Linked DNA regions of Mus musculus: region 1 is linked to region 2. The links are chromatin loops, found by intact Hi-C in ENCODE. Cell type or tissue: left cerebral cortex. All regions are shown on one strand. Links, peaks and the distances in the headings refer to the core of each region. The heading gives the core; the rest is flanking DNA.

Region 1 (8,336 bases), core at 13-8,012, 68 kb before region 2:
GGGGTGGCACATATCTTCAACCTCAGCACTCAGGAGGAAGAGGCAGGTGGATCTCTGTGAGTTTGAAGCCAGCCTGGTCTACAGATCGAGTCTAGGACAGCCAGGGCTACATAAAGAACTCTGCCCCATACTTGAAAAGCCAAAACCCCAAACCCACCCCGCCCCCAAAAGGAAGAAGGTAGCATGGGTCTCCTTTAGAAGAACCAAATTTTCTGTTTACATTTTCACATTTACTTTATGCCAGGAAGAGGATTTACAGAGGGCAAGAAAAGCAGGGTGTCGTAGCTCAACTCTTTAAGATAAAGTCAACAAGCTGCTTCCTAAAGCAATTGAGCTTGGTGCCTTATGCTTTGAGGCTGAGGCAGGGGGATAGATAGAACTTTGAGGCCAGTGTGGGCCATGTAAGTGAGTCCCAGTTCAGCTTAGAGTACAGTGTGAGACCCTGTCTCCAAACAATTAAAGAAAGAAAGAAATGTAGGGGCAGGGGATGGGGCTTGTGGAGGAGAGTGTCCACCTGGCATGGGCTTTATCCTCAGCACCTCCTAATATTTGGTACAGAGGTGCACATCTGCAGTCCCAGCACTTGACAGGGAGCAGCAAAAGGGCAGGATCTGTGCTCATACACACAGCTGCACAGGCCCACTCAAGGGCAGCCTCAATTACATAGTAAACCCAGGGCCTCGGCTAGGCGAAACATTGTCTCTAATAAATAGATTAAACAAATGTATTTTAAAGTAGTTATATTCAGCGGAACTGCTCTTCATAATTTATCAGTTGTAAAATGACCTCAGCCATATTTCCTTATCTCTATCTATCTTGCTCCACCCCCAAACCCGATGTATACTCAAGTTTTCCCCTATGGGTACAGATTGTAGAAAGATGTAAATAGGAACAACTTTTGACATCACCGAGAGCAGAGATGGTGTTTTCTCACCTGTGCAGGTACCTGCAGCATTCGGCTCTCCTGCTCTGAGAGCTAACAGCAATGGAGCAATGGAGCAATGGAGTAAGAGGCTTCCAGGAAGAGGTTTCCCTGTGTGCCGGACCCCTTTGCAATGCCATGTGCTCACCCATGTCATCTTTTAAGGGCTAATTATACACCTTGTGTAGAACTGTGGGTGTGACTCTCCTGACCATGTTACAGATAAGCCTGCCGACAGAAATGAGATTCTTGACACAAAGTTACCAACTCTGAAACGAGATCTCACCAACTCCTAGTTGGCTCTCTCTTTAGCATTTGCTTTGCCAGCTAATTGGGTCTGGGTCACGATAGTCAGGGTATTAGTCATGGCAACGGTGTGGATCATTGAAGGCCTGGAAAGAGATTCAAGGAATGCTAATCTCCTACCAAACACTAATTTCTTTGTGAAAATCCTTTTTGCCTTGAAGTACTGAAGTGACACCGTGAATGACTAAGGTCTTATAGGTCATCAAAATTGTCCTTACTAATTAACATTTTTATGTATTATTACCAATAATCTGGACACGCCATTTAACTTTCTTGTGGAATTAAATTTCAACAATCGCCATTTGTGTCTGTTGTTTTTCCTCCTAAATATGAAGAATGGGACTCTGGGTTCCATAAGTAAACTGCCTAATGCTCAGTTATGGGGACCTGAGCTTGGGTGCCCAGAGCCCATATGTCCTAGCTAACTTTAACTGTTACTTGTCCCAGCAGGGAAGGAAGTCTCGACTGAGTGATATCCCTTATCATACTGGCCTGTGGGGGATTGTCTTGGTTGTTAATTGATGTAGGAGGGTCCAGTCCACTGTGGGTGGCACCATCCTCTGTGCAGATGGTTCTGAGCTGTATTAGAAGTCTAGCTTATGGTAGAGATGGACCTGAAAGCCGGCCAGGAAGCAGCATTCCTTCATGGTTTCTGCCCAGTGATACCCTGTGGCTAACGGCCCCTTTCTCTCCCCTGAGTTGCTTTTGGCCACAGTGTTGTCATAGGAACAGAAAGGAAATTAAAGTGCCATCTACATGTTGGACACAGTGTTTTGTGGAAACAGCAAACTTCAGTTTTGGTAGGAGAGGCAGAGAAGGTGTGGAGGGAGGGCATCCCAGCGTCAGACTCTGGCTCCCTCATGTGTTCACATGAACAAGTTTGTATGCATACAGAGAGAGAGAGAGAGAGAGAGAGAGAGAGAGAGAGAGAGGAAGACTGGGAGAGGGAAGGGGAAAGGGAAGGGAAGAGGGGAAGGGGCGGGGAGTAAAAGGGAGGGGAGATAAAATGAGAGGGGGGAAGGGAAGGAAGGAGAGGGGGGAAGAGGGAAGGAAAAGGGAGAGAAAGGGGAAAGTAGGGGGAGGGGAGGGGAGGGGAAGGGGAAGGGCTGTGTACTTTCTTCTAGCCATTAAAAATAAAATCCCAGTGATTTAACTTACCTATTCTAGCTACTTTTGTGCCAGTTAGTCAAGATTCCAGGCTACTTAACTTGTATGGATATTGGGACTTTCCTGTCTAGAAGAAAATCCCCTGCCTGCAAAATCAGCAGCTTGTTTGTTTTCTGCCAATTGTAATATCTTGGGTAAGACACCAGGTGGCGGTAGCTCCTCTAAGCGTATATAAAGTCATGTTACAAACACGTTCAGATTCCTGTGTCAGTAAGGTGGGCTAAGGTAGAAAAGAAGTGGGGTCTGGGGTACAGCTCAATCGGTAGGGTGCTTGCACTCCGGGAACAAAGCCCTGGGTTTGGTCACTTTCGCTGCATAAGCCCCGTGCCTATAATCTCAGCACTTAGGAAGTGGGGGCAGGACCTTATTGAAAGGGAGGAAAAAGGAGGAGAAGGAGAGGGAGGGAGAGGAGGAAGGGAGGGACAGAGGGAGGGTGGGAGGCTGAGGAGTCTCTCAGTGGGTTAAAAAAACTTTCTATCAAGCTTGACTGTGTGTTAGATCCCTAGAACCCACACGCATAGTTGAAGCGAAGAACCAACTCCCGAATGTTGTCCTCTGACCTCCAGACCTCCACCTATGACCTGTTGCATGTTCACACGCATAAAAAGAATCGCTAGATAAACAAATGCAAACACACAGAAATGCTATAGTAAAGAAACCCACACACCAAAGAGGGAAATACGTTAATGTTATGGGTGTAAAATATGACTTTCCATGTATCTGTGGAAAACATGGGCAAAAATAGGTAACTTGGCTGACGAATCATTTTTCGATAGAGATAGTATTTTTATTAAGTATACTGGAGATGACATACTTGAATACACTGTTATGGCTTTGCCTGTAAAGCATATGACGTCACGGACTTAGGCAACAGGTCAAAAGAAATCCATTTTTTCCCTTCTGATTTTTGTGGCTTAAGGACTTGGACATTGCTAGGGGTTTGGATAAAAACTTGGCTGCACAGGTGCATGGTAGAAATAAGTTTTGTGCCAGAATAATTGGTACCGATGTCACTCTCTGCCAATGGACTGGCTTCCCTCGGACTTTGCAGGTGTCTTACACATCAGCGACTCCCGCTGCTTCGCTGTTTCACCATTATACTTCCATCTCCTGACAATGAGGTGCTAAGAGTCGTGAGCCTTCTGGCAGGAGAGCATTACACCTTTTGAGAAGTCACCTGTTTCATCCCTGAATCACCAGTAAGCCCATGGCTCTCAGACAATCATACCTAAGGTGCCTGTGAGGCCAAACAGACACTCCTCTTTGAGAGGATCATCACAAATGTAAAGTCATCAGAAAATACGTTGATTCTGAACATCAGGAAACCTGGACTCTGGGCTAAGAGCCTGGTTAAGTCCTCACCTGTTTGGAAACTCATTTTGCTGTGGGGGTGGGTGGGGGTGGGGTGTTGTTAAAGTCCTTCTCAATCTCCCCTGCAAGGATTCAGCGGTCCTTCAACACACCATGGCCCTCATCTCTCCATATTTCTCCCTTTAGATTAGAGAAGAATCAAAAACTCAAGTTAGGTTATGGGTGAAAGGTATGGACAGGGGGTTAGCCTGAGCTAAGATATAGTGTAGAAGGACATGGCCTTGGGTGCACCCCACCTGGGAGACTCAAGCTCTGTTGCTCTTCTTCTGCGTTGACACGACCTCTTAGAAAGAGGCAGGTCCATTCCCTCATTCTGGAGTTTAACCAGATTACGTGGTCAGAGCCAGGCTGTCTCCATAGTGGGCTAGTCCAGAGGAAGTCACTTAGATTCTCAGCACCGCCTTAGTGATTTGCATTCAGCTCACCTGGGTAAGGCTATGCGCTGTCCTAGTTTTAACACCACTCCTCGTGATGTTTTTGTTCAAGGACGTTTAGGAAACGCAGGTCCGTGTACACAGCCCTTTACTTTACCAAACGAAGCAACTGAAGCTTGGGTAGACATCTGGAACAGCTCTTCAAGCGCCTCCAGTTTTCATCGGGAAGCTTTCCTACCGCCAACATTCCTCTTTTTGTGATTTATTTCAGTGTGTGTGTACATGCATGTGTGTTTATAGGTAAGTAGGGATGTGCACTTGTACATGTGTGTGCCCCAAGGAGTCCAGGAGAGAAACTCAGATCCCCTTAGAGCTAAAGTTAGAGGCATCTGTGAGCTGCCCAACAGGAAAAAATGGAATTCAGATCCTGTGTAGGAACCAAACACTCCGAATTGCCAACTGTCTTAGTCAGGGTTTCTATTCCTGCACAAAACAGCATGACCAAGAGGCAAGCTGGGAAGGAAAGGGTTTATTCAGCTTACACTTTCACATCACCAAAGGAAGTCAGGACAGGAACTCAGACAGGACAGGAACTCGGAGGCAGGAGCTGATGCAGAGACCATGGAGGGATGTTACTTACTGGCTTGCTTCCCCTGGCTTGCTCAGCTTGCTTTCTTATAGAACCCAAAACTACAAGCCCAGGGATGGACCACCCACCATGGACCCTCCCACCCTTGATCACTTATTGAGAAAATGCCTTAGAACTGGATCTCATGGAGGCATTTCCTCAAGGGAGGCTCCTTTCTCTGTGATAACTCTAGCTTGTGTCAAGTTGACACAAAACTAGCCAGTACACCAACCATCTCTCTAGAACAGCTCCATCTGTTTTCCATCTTACAGAGAGAGAGAGAGAGAGAGAGAGAGAGAGAGAGAGAGAGAGAGAGAGAGAGAGAGAGAGAGAGAGAGGTCTATATTGAATACATAGAGCAAGGGGACTGGAAACTCCCTACTCAGTATTTCCAAGGAAGGTCTAGGCTGACTGTTCTCAACACCCCCTCTTTCTGAAGTATCCAGATTTCCACCCTCAGTGTATTTGAGGCTCACACTGAATTTTGAGTTTTAAAAAGGAAGCCTTGCTGGCAACATCTTGGGACACTCCTTGGTCCTCTGTTGGGGCTCCTGCAACTCACTTTGGCTCCCTGTCAGAACCACCCCCATCAGTTCTGGATGGGGAAAGAAGCTAGGCGAGATGCTCAGAGCAAATTCTTCACAGCAGCGACTGAAAGGCGTTACTCAAGTGCTGTCCTTCCTGAAGGCCATCTCTGTGCCAGAGCACTGTGGAGTTTCTCCTAAGAAGGACATCAGAGTTAGTGTGTGTATACTAAAGGCTTGATACTTTTTTCCTGAATTTTTATTAGGTATTTACTTCATTTACATTTCAAATGCTATCCCCAAAGTCCCCTACACCCACCCCCTGTTCCCCTACCCGCCCACTCCCAATTCTTGGCCTTGGTGTTTCCCCTGTACTGGGGCATATAAAGTTTGCAAGACCAAGGGGCCTCTCTTCCCAGTGATGGCCGACTAGGCCATCTTGTGCAACAAATGCAGCTAGAGACACGAGCTCTGGGGGTACTGGTTAGTTCATATTGTTGTTCCACCTATAGGGTTGCAGACCCCTTTAGCTCCTTGGGTAGTTTCTCTAGCTCCTCCATTAGGGGCCTGTGTTTCATCCAATAGCTGACTGTGAGCATCCACTTCTGTGTTTGCCAGGCACTGGCATAGCCTCATATGCAACAGCTATATCAGAGTCCTTTCAGCAAAATCTTGCTGGTGTATGCAATGGTGTCTGCTTTTGGTGGCTGATTATGGGATGGACCCCTGGGTGGGGCAGTCTTGAAGTCGATGAGACAGAACTATCCGGCCAGCCCCAGTTGTTAGGCAACTGACCCGAGAGCAGGTGAATCAGCCACTGTGATGGCCAAGTCAGTGAGTCACCCGCTGTCTGAAGGAATTCAACTTCCGAACCCAACTTCTGGGGCTTCCAAAAACCCCTTAGTCATTCTAATCACTCGCAAGCTCTGATGGAGTTATCTTGGACCCTTCTCTTTACCCCTTGGGTATTTGGAGGTTTGTGTGTGTTTTTATTTACTTTGATGTCATCGATGTTGACTTTGATTAAAGCTAGGTCTTCTGTAGCCCAGGCTAGCCTCAAACTCACTTTGTAAGCAAGAATGACCTTCAGTTTCTGATACGCCGCCCCACCTCTACCTCCCAAGGATTACAGTATGTGCCACCACACCATGTTTGTGTGGGACTGGAACCCAGGGACTTTGTGCATGGTAGAGAAGCATTCTATCAATGAAACCACCGACACAGTTCAACCTGTTTTATTCCTCTTTGGAGACGAACTTAGATCAAGCGTCTCCACAGAGCGGCTCATACTCCAGCGAAGTGTACTTCCTTTTGGCTTGATTCCCCTGCTAATCTGGGCCTTCAGAGGAGAAGCAGAGTGTGGAGAGGTTTTTCTGGATCACAGCCTTAGACTCGCTAAGCCTCGTAATGACTGGCGACCGAGTGCCAAATCTGGGCTTACTGTGAGAGTGCTTAAAGTCAATCTTAGGCTTTAACATGGGATGTGGTAGCGCTAGAGAGATGGCTCAGTGGTTGCGAGCATTTTCTGCTCTTCCAGAGGACCGAAATTTGGTTCCTACCTCTCTTGGGCAGTTCACAACTGTGTACAACTCCAGTTCCAGGTGATCTGACACCCTCTTCTGGCCTCTGCATAAACATTCACACACATATACAAAAATAGAAATAAAAAAGTAAATTTTTAAGGGGCTGTAGACACAGTTCGGTGGCTGAGGGGGTTACACTACTCCTCCAGAGGACCCTAGTTCAATTCATAGCACCCACATTTGGCTGTTCACAATCACCTGTAAGCTGGAGAAAGTCTGATACCCTCTTCTGACTTCCTAGGGTACTTCACACATATGGTACACAAACACTTGGGCACACACAGAGGATAAATGTCTAAGTAAATAATTAAAAAAATATTTTCAATATTCTGGAGACGGATGCTTTTTCCTATCATTTGAAGCAAGATTGCTTCCAATGAATCCTTTTGATCATATTAACTGATGTATTTGGGAGCCATCCTGACCCTTAACTGTCTCTGAATTGGCTCTTTCAAACTTTCCCACCTTTTCTCAGCAGACTAGCACTGGCCTCTCTCTTATGTTGGACATTCACAGTCTTGCAACACTGGATCAAATCGATGGAAAATATAGGCACAGTAATTACAGAGGTCCTGTAAGTCCCATTTAATGTTTTAAAATCCCTCCAGTGACCATTGATTAGTCCCATTTTTATATTCCAAAGTTTGTCCAGATTTGCTTTGTTCTCATCAATGAAAGATCATGGCGCTACACACATCATGTGTGTGTGTGTGTGTGTGTGAGCTTATGTATGTATAGGTGCTCAAGTGTAAAGGCCAAAGGTCAATTTGAAGTGTCAGTCCTCAGATATCATCCACCTTGGGTTTGTTGTTTGAGACAGGGAGTCTCATTGCCTGGATCTAACTGATGCAGTGATGCAGCTAGGCTTCTGGGCCAGAAGAGTGTCCAAGGCTAGACCAGTGAGTCAAGGGATGGTCCTATCTCCATCTCCCCAGTACTCGCCACCATGCTCAGCTTTTAAAGTGGGTTCTGGGGATTGAACTTGGGCCTTCCTGCTTGTGTGCAGCAGACATTGCACCAACTGAGTCCTCTGCAAGCCCACATATACGTGTTAACCTAGAAGTTTGTCCTAAAACACACTAGACCACCTGTGTGATTTGCACACAGCATAGATTTCCTATGATCTACACAGGCTACGTTAACTGCTACCATTGAAAAAAATAATGTGTAAATTTTAAAAATAACGTGTAAGTAGCAGGTATAAAGACATATAACAGATCATATGTTATATACCATGTAAGAGGTGTAAAGATGTGGATTACATCACTGTTTTTAAAAAGCAAAAAGATCTCTACTCGCTAATATAGAAAGATATTGAGGAAATATTGTAAAGAGAAATAAGAATTGTGTGTGTGTATGAGACTCCATGTGAGTTTGAAGTGGTTATATATATATATATATATATATATATATATATATATATATATATATATATATATATGTTTATATATCCTTGTTTGG
Region 2 (8,336 bases), core at 30-8,029:
GAGAAAGAGACAGAGGGAAACAGTAAGAGAGGGGTGGGAAGCTTAGCATATTGCTGCTGCGGTAGCATGGGAAATGTAAAATACATTTAAGCCAGGGAGTTAAATATGTTCCTTGCCTTCTGCTTGCTGCTCCTGCTGCAACAGACAAGCACAGAGAGAAGCTGCAAGAACTGAAAAGAATTCAAATCCAGTGGGTGCTAGTTTTGAAATCAAAAGCAGTCCTCGGTCCAAGGTTCTACAGATGGCGAACAATGTTGAGGTTAAGAAATAACTTTCAGGCACATATCAATCAAGAGCCCTCACACCCCCCAACGTGAGCTAAAGAGGAAGCAGATGGTAGAACCTGTCAATTTCTTTGTGAAGAGTTTAGAAAAACCTAAAGCAATGCCCCGGGGGATTGTTCTGGGAGAGGAAAAGTTCTGCAAGGATTGGAAAGCTGTATTCCCAGCCTCAGAAGCCTATGGCTGAGACGAGCTTCCAAAGAAGGCATTGGTGAGTACAGCTCTTCGTTCATACATGCCAGTGAGATGCAGACCAAAAATAAAACGTTTTTCAAAATTAAAAGGAATTACACTAACTGAAATCATCCTTGGGCAGAAAGAGATGGAGACATCAACAAAATGACAGGAAGCCTTTGAGTTCAGACAGTGGATAAAGACAGAACGGGACTAAGGATCCAGAGAATGAACCAAAGGCAGAACAATGCCAATACAACTCTGATTAGACCAGAAAGGGTGAAACAAGAAATGCAGAAAATGGCGCAAAGATGTCTCAGAACCTTCAATCCAGAGAGGGGACCAAAGAAGGCGTGGAACCAGGAGTCCAGAGAGTGGGCCAAAGCTATCTAGAATAATTACTAGGGAGCGCTAGAACTGGATCTGAAAACGTGTTGTGCTGTAGCTTCAAAATCCCCACATACCCATGGTTTCTGCCTTCTCATCTTCCTCTTTTCTATTGGGAGGACTCATAGCAGTTACTCTGTGCCTGCCTCACTATTGCAGGCTGGCATTTAGGAAGCCTAGAACCAACCTTATTGTCCCACCGGTACTCTGATCAACAGGAATGACCTTAAAAGCTGTATGAGAGGAAGTGCAACCTCACATCTAGGAGCCCCACCTGCTCCTGCTTCCTGCGATGTTCAAATGGCCCGAGATGGGCCCGGTTTAAAATTAAATGTTCGATTACTGAAGTATCACAGAAGGACTCTGTCATAGAAGACAATGAACAGGTAGGGGCTACTCTGGATGGGACAAAAATGTGAGAAGTCATTTGTCTTGGGGTTTTCTTTGCTGTTAAAAAAAACACCATGACCAAAAACAACGTGGGAAGGAACGGATTTATTTCAGCGTACAACTCCCGGGCCACACTCCATCAGTGAGGGAAAATCATGGCAGGAACTCAGTGTAAGAACCGAAGCAGAGGCCGTGGGGGGAGTGCTGCGTACTGCTTTGTCCTCCTAGGCTTGCTCTGTTTGTTTTCTCATAGCACCCAGGACCACCTGCCGGGGGAACCTTCCCCCATCCATAGCGGTTTGGTCTGTTGCTATGTATTGTAAATGCTGGCTCCCGAGGTCCGTTGCTCCCAGGCATAAAGAGATCCTCACACATACCAAGTGATGCTATGTAGCTTTGCCAGTCCAACTCCCCAAGCTATCCCTGATTGGTCAAATGAAAATGCTAACAGCCTATAGCTGGGCAGAAAAGAGGTAGATGGGGGTTAGGTTTCCTGGCTATGAGGTACAGACCGCGAGGAGGGAAGGAGAGAGGAAGATGTCATGGGGTAGGTGGATCGTGAGCGCATGGTCTTGAGGGCTGGCCAGTTGGATTAGGAGCAGCCCATGGGGAACATGGCAAATTATATCTCAGAGTTATTTATTGACAGGGAAGTAGGCAAAATAACTTAGATGGTTGATATCTCTCAGCTCTAGTGCTACTAAGACTTATTATACATATAAAGGTTTTGTGTCTGTTTGAGAAATAAATAATCTAAGATGGGGTAGAAGCCCTAATTAATTTTTACCATCAATCCCCAGTTAAGAAAATGCACTATAGACTCTCTTATGGGCCAATCCTATGGAGAATTTCTCTCAGATTCCCTCTTCCCAGACGCCTCTTGCTTATGTGAAGTTGACATAGGTCTAGCCAACACAATGCCCTTTACAAACTGAGCAGGTTGTTCAGACCTGTAACTCCTGAGAGAAAGATGGTGGAATCCTTACCATTCTCTAGCTTTCATCCTGGAAGCACTTTCCAGGCTGTGGAACAGAAAAGAGAACCCCAGTCACTGCGTGAATGAGACATGATGTTGGAATTGGGGAAGGTCGGGGTTGTTAGAATGTACCGGCCAAAGGTCCAGAGAAGACGGAATGGAACACAAAGCGTTAACAATTATGCTGAGTTTCATATAAGACCAGGTGAATGGATGACCAAACTGCCCCAAAATGGGAAACTCTGGTTGCTGAAAACTTCAAAACCCTCAGTACTCATGTAGGAGTAGATAAGAATTTTCACTTCAGACTTTCAAAATAGGGTAAAAAAAAATCTATCTGAATACTCGAATTCATTATTTAATCAACATTATCAAGTCTTAAGAGTAAGACTGGACCATCCACAGGGTACAGCTTACTGTAAATTACTCTAGTGAAGTAATCGACATCAAACTAGCCGCCCTGACCAGCAAGCAGTTTTGGCAGATGGTGGAGCAAATTGAAACACATTTTAAACAACACAAGAAAGTCTATCAAATACTTTTTGTTGATATGATAAAATGGTATAACCAAGACAACGTAGGGAAGAAAGAGTTTATTTTGTTTTGTTTTTCCAGAAGGACAGTCCTCACTGGCAGAGGAGGCATGGCAGCAGGCGGCTGGAGCTGTTGGGAACAAGCAAAAGAAACGTATTCTAAGTACTACAATTTTGTTTTCAGACTCCATTTAATCGTAGGGAGAAACTAAATCCAAGCTCTCAGCCCCTAGGGGAGCTGGGGACTTCCCTATAGCTGAACATCTGACTCCAGCCATCTCAAGGACAACTTCTCCATCTTGCTGACAGGGTCAAACAAGGTCATGTTCCCAGGCCTAGAAACGAACACCTATCCCACATCTCCAAATGTTTTCTTAATTGTCTGTTAACCAATAAAAAGTATAGAAATTGCTGTTATCTAAACCAAGGTGCATACGTTGTAAAAACATATAACCAAATGCCTATTATGTTCTAATTAACCATAGGCAGCCAACCCACTCCTTTGTCCCCTATCACTCTGAGTTCTGGGCTTAATGTCTAGGAGAATGAATTAAGGACCTTGAAGACAGTTGCCCTGGAGATTGTCCAGTCTCCAACGAGTACATCCTTTGCTTAATCCATAATGTCAAGATACAACTGGATAACCCCCCTAGCTTTCTGTTTCCATCCATTTAAAATGTTGTACAATATCCCTTTGATACCATTCAGATCCTGAATTGGCCCCCTCCCTGAGCACTCACAAAATAAAGCTTGCATTTTTAAGCTTCTGTATCTGAAGTGAGTTTTCTCAGCTTCCACCCTGAACTCAACAGAGCAAGAAGCTGAGAAATGACCATCTTCAACCACGGGGAGAAAGCAGTGAGAGCAAACTGGAAGGAATGGGGCAGGGTTATAAACTCCCAGAGCCCTGCTCGGGGGTAAGCTTCTTGTCTCAAGGCTGTATTCCTAAAGGTTCCATAAGCTTCCCTAAACAGCGCCACCAAGTGGTGACTAAGTGTTCATGTCCCAAGCCTATGGGAGATATTTTTTATTCAAACCACCATTTAAAAAAATCCAGATGCTTAAAAAATTAACCCCATGGTATTCAGCAATCACTGAAAACTTGGTAGGCATAGAAGGGTGAGAAAATGTGAAAACCAAGAGAAACAGCAGAAACCGATTTAGAAATATAACAGATGGTATGGTTGGATAGTCTAAAGACTTCAAAGCCTTAAGACTAAATGCTCAAGGACTTAAGGACTTAATGCAACCATAATGGGGGAAAACACAGAAGTTATAAATTGAACCAAATATAACTCTTGTGCCTAAGATATACAATACATGAAATATAAGCTCACTGAATAAAGTTATATTATAACAAATATAAAACAGGGGTAAGAATTAAGTAAGAATGAATTCTCACTGACCCCAGAGGTAGTAGCCATTATGTGGTCAGAGACCCAGAAAAGAAAGGAGACAAAGAAAGAAGAAATATGAAATAATAACTATTTTTTTCAAATTTGGCAAAATGTATAAACACACATATCTAGGTTATTTTTCATTTCTAGAATGTATTCTAAATCAAATCCAATAAAGGCAAACTCATGTAGAAGAGGAGCTGCACTGTACCATAAATGAATAGTATTTCCCAGCCAAATTCACCCTTCAGTGTGTGCTGGTGAGGCTTGGAAGGGGTCTTTATAAGCATTTATAAATATTATCTATATAAGTATTGCAGTAAACACAGTATAAAGCTTTATCACGAGTGGGGCTGGAGGGATGGGGCAGGGATATAAACTCCCAGAGCCCTCCCTCAGTGGTAAGATTCTTCTCTCAAGGCCCATTACCTTCCCTAAACAGCGCCACCAAGAGGGGACTAAGTGTTCATGGACTTAAGCCTATGGAGAACCTGTCTTCAGGATACAGTGTCCGCTGTTTTCTTTCCTCAGATTGCAGCAGTACCGTGTGCCAGAGGGACGTGCTCAGAAACATCCCGAGCTCCCGCAAGTAGCAGCAGCACCCAGTCCTCCAGAGAGCTTGCAGCCCAGCTCCTGCGCGGGCTGGAAGCTCTTGCCTCTCCAACAAGAGCTCCTTTAACAAAACTATCTTTTATTGAGTGTGTCCACCCCGCATCCCGCACCCCGCACCCCGCACCCCGCATCCCGCACCCCGCACCCCAGCCTTAGATGTCTTTCCACGTTCTCCTTATGAGTCACTGGCTCGGTCTTGCTGCTTTTAAAATTCTCTTCTCTTTGACAGATTAACACTGACGGATTGGGTGCGGAATCATTAAATGTAGTCTGCTTGGGATTTGTTGAGCGTCGCATTTGTTGCTCAACGTTTTTCCAGCAACTTTGAGACATTTTTGCTCTGATTTCTTTGACTTGTGCTCTCTACCGCTCCTCACTCCCGGGAATCCCACGTTGTGGATTTGGTGATGACTCACAGTCACTTCTAAGACTCTTCACTTTTCTGTACTATTTTTATCCTTGGGTCTGCCCAACCGAATGGACTTTGCTGGTTTCACAGCTCATCAAATCTTTTTTTTTTTTTTAATAGTGTACGTGCTAGGGTATATATGTGTTTACATGTACGTGCCTGTCCATAAAGGCCAGAAGACAGCATCAGGTTCTCTGGAGCTGGTGCCACGGGTAGTTATGGGCTGTCCTATTTAGATGCTGGAAACTGAACTTGGATCTTCTTCAAGAGCAGTATGCACTCTTAACCTCTGAGCCCTTTCTCCAACCCCTAACTAATACCTTACAAACTGCTCTAATTACAGTGTATCTGGTCTTTGCTCTGCTCTGCTCTGCATTGATAACATTCATTGTCTTGGCAAAACATGTTCTTAACGCGTAATCATGTCACCCGTCCCACTGTGTGCGCACCCCCCCCTAATCAACCATGTCTCAGTCCCCTTCGACCATCTTATGTGTCACCTGTTTGCACCTGACACATTGCTACCCAGAATAAGGACTGTACTTCCACATCCTCTCAGCAGACGATGGATATTTGGTTCCCTTCAGAATGTAAGTGGAGATTTACTAACCTGGTTTCCTCTCTGAAGGGAACGGATTGGCTCTCTCCTCTCTTCCCATCTTCTCATTGGTCAGCATATATGCACTCTGACCTAAGGCATCCTCTGCCTGGTGCTGCCAGGACAAAAGCAGGCAGCTCCTTCAGGAAGGAGGAATCCAGACTGAGAAACCAAGATGGGAGCCACTACATTTAGGTACAGGTTGGCACATTAGAAGCCTTTACCTGCTGTTTTGAAACTTGTTGCTATGGGAACAGAATCAATTCTGTTGGCTTACATGTTTTGTTTAGCTGAGCTCTCACACTGCTGTGGCAGAGGAGAGTCCTTGCGAGTGAGATTCCATTTCACCCTATGGTAGCTCCTGGGGTTACCACAGCAAATTGCCTTATTGGATGGCTAAAGTCACAGAAATCGATTTTTCTTACAGAACTTGAAGTCCAGGAGTCCAGAGTTAAAGTATCCACAGGACTCCAGGGTATCCTAAACCTTCCTTTGGCTTCCACAGACACCCACACACATGTATAAACACGCACGCACATACACACATATAATACATGTATATACACACATGCACACAAACATATAAGTATGTACACATACATGTACACATATACACATGTACATGAGCACACAAAACACACAAACACATGTACACATGTGTGCATGCATACATACACATGAATGTATAAATGTGCACACATACACACATGAACACATACATACATGTATGCACATAAATGCTTGTGTACATGAATACACATGTACACACATGGGCACTCACATGTACACATACATGCACACACATGTACACACACCTGTACATGCACATACATCTTAAAAACATCTTCATGGAGTAAGATAAAGACTCCTTCTCATTAACTTGTCAAGATGAAAGGACTCCCATGTTATTCCTTACAACCCTGCTTTGGTGTGCTTATTACTGTGGGACAGTCAGTCAACCACCATTTATCTCTTATTTGTCCTTCCTCTTCAGAAATACTAATCAGTATTCAAATTCTTCCTTCATGATGAATAAGAGCTTATTCATACACTTCCTGGATGTTGGAGATCCAGTTTATCCGTGGAGAAGATGGGACTCTGAGGAAGTGACTCACAAGGTTAAGTCGCATGATAAGCAAGGCAAGCTGAGGTCTCTGAGTGGAAAACTTAACAAGGCAGCAAAACTCCTTTCCCGCTACCTCAAAGGTTATCAACCTCTGGGGAGGATCAAACAAGCTTCTCACAAGGGTCACATACAGATATCCTGACTACCAGATTACATTACAATTTATAACAGGAGCAAAATTGCAGTGATGAAGTAGCAATGAAAACAGTTTTATGACTGTGGGTCACCACAACATGAAGAACTGTATTAAAGGATTGCAGCACTAGGAAGGTTGAGAACCACTGCTCTATTTGAAACACATGCTCAGGTACTAAATAATTCATTTTTAATAGTTATATTACATGAAGCAATTTAGTTTGTGTACATATGTGTGTGGGTGCACATGCCAGGCGTGTGTGTGTGTGTGTGTGTGTGTGTGTGTGTGTGTGTGTGTGTGTGTGTAGATTAAAGAAAACTTTCAGAAATTGCTGGGTTGTTTTGGTTTGTTTGTTTGTTTGTTATTTCTGTTTTACTTGTTTGTTTTTCCCAGACAGGGTTTCTCTGTGTAGCCCTGGCTGTCTTGGAGCTCACTCTGTAGACCAGGCTGACCTTGAACTCATCCACCTGCCTCTGCCTCCCGAGTGCTAGGGTTAGAGGTGTGAACCACCACTGCCTGGCCAACCCATGCGGGCCCCAGGGATTGAATTCAGGTTGCCGGGTTAGTGGCCAATGCCATTAACCAATGAGCGATGCATTGACCTGATTGTCTACCTTTCTATTTATATACTTCTCTTTTTTGTCTTTCCTTACTCGAATTGATGGTCTATATAGACCTGTCTTAAAACAACAAAAACAAGATTTTTTTTTCATTGCTGAGTGTCAAGTTGAAGATCTAACCCTAATCTATACCCCTCAACTGAGTATATAAACTCTTGTCCTGAATTAAGGTTCGATAGTGAGGATTAAAGGTCCAGACCCTTAATTCTAGATCTCACTGAGATAACAGAAATAAAGGACTCATAAACAGAATACAGGAGAGAGGCTGTAGCGACTGGGCAGGGAAAAGCCAGTCTGTGAAACTGGATTTTTACTTTGATTAGCTTTTACTTATGACATACAAATAAGTTTGGCATTCAGATCTCACCTGGCTTATGATTACCATACAGTCACTACGTGACATTGGACTTTACCCTCATGAGAAGAACAATCTCTGAAAACTCTGCCCTCAGAGGGTATCTTTTTCCATATGTATCCCTATCAAAGACCTGAGAATTTTACCTACATGCTCAAAATTGGCATATAACCAACCTATGGGTAATTCCATGTGCAGACCCTAGAGGCAAAGGGAGCATACCATACCCCACTGCACCCCACCCCCCGGTGACTTAAAGTAAATAGAGATAAATCTAGAAATCACTAATCCTAGAATGGAATGCTACATTGACTGAGGTTTGAATCCCCCAGGAGACACACC

What was found. Peaks named below come from ENCODE experiments on the same cell type or tissue, not always from the same donor. Only the 100,000 strongest peaks of a DNase experiment are listed, where the experiment ranks them.
Region 1: a loop joins it to region 2, with 2.3 times the contacts of the local background. A loop is called at or near these places in 3 of 42 quality-filtered maps.

The regions. Positions count from the first base shown.
Region 1 is chr10:67,859,951-67,868,286 of GRCm38, forward strand. No RefSeq gene overlaps it. Among named protein-coding and RNA genes, the nearest start is that of Zfp365, 49 kb to the right of the region's middle. In left cerebral cortex, for the core only: a CTCF peak has its summit at 2,535 (motif pointing right); DNase peaks (open chromatin) are centred at 2,552, 4,591, 5,315 and 6,647.
Region 2 is chr10:67,927,811-67,936,146 of GRCm38, forward strand. No RefSeq gene overlaps it. Among named protein-coding and RNA genes, the nearest start is that of Zfp365, 19 kb to the left of the region's middle. In left cerebral cortex, for the core only: CTCF peaks have their summits at 3,735 (motif pointing left) and 4,607; DNase peaks (open chromatin) are centred at 231, 4,723 and 5,055; H3K27ac peaks cover 1,589 bases.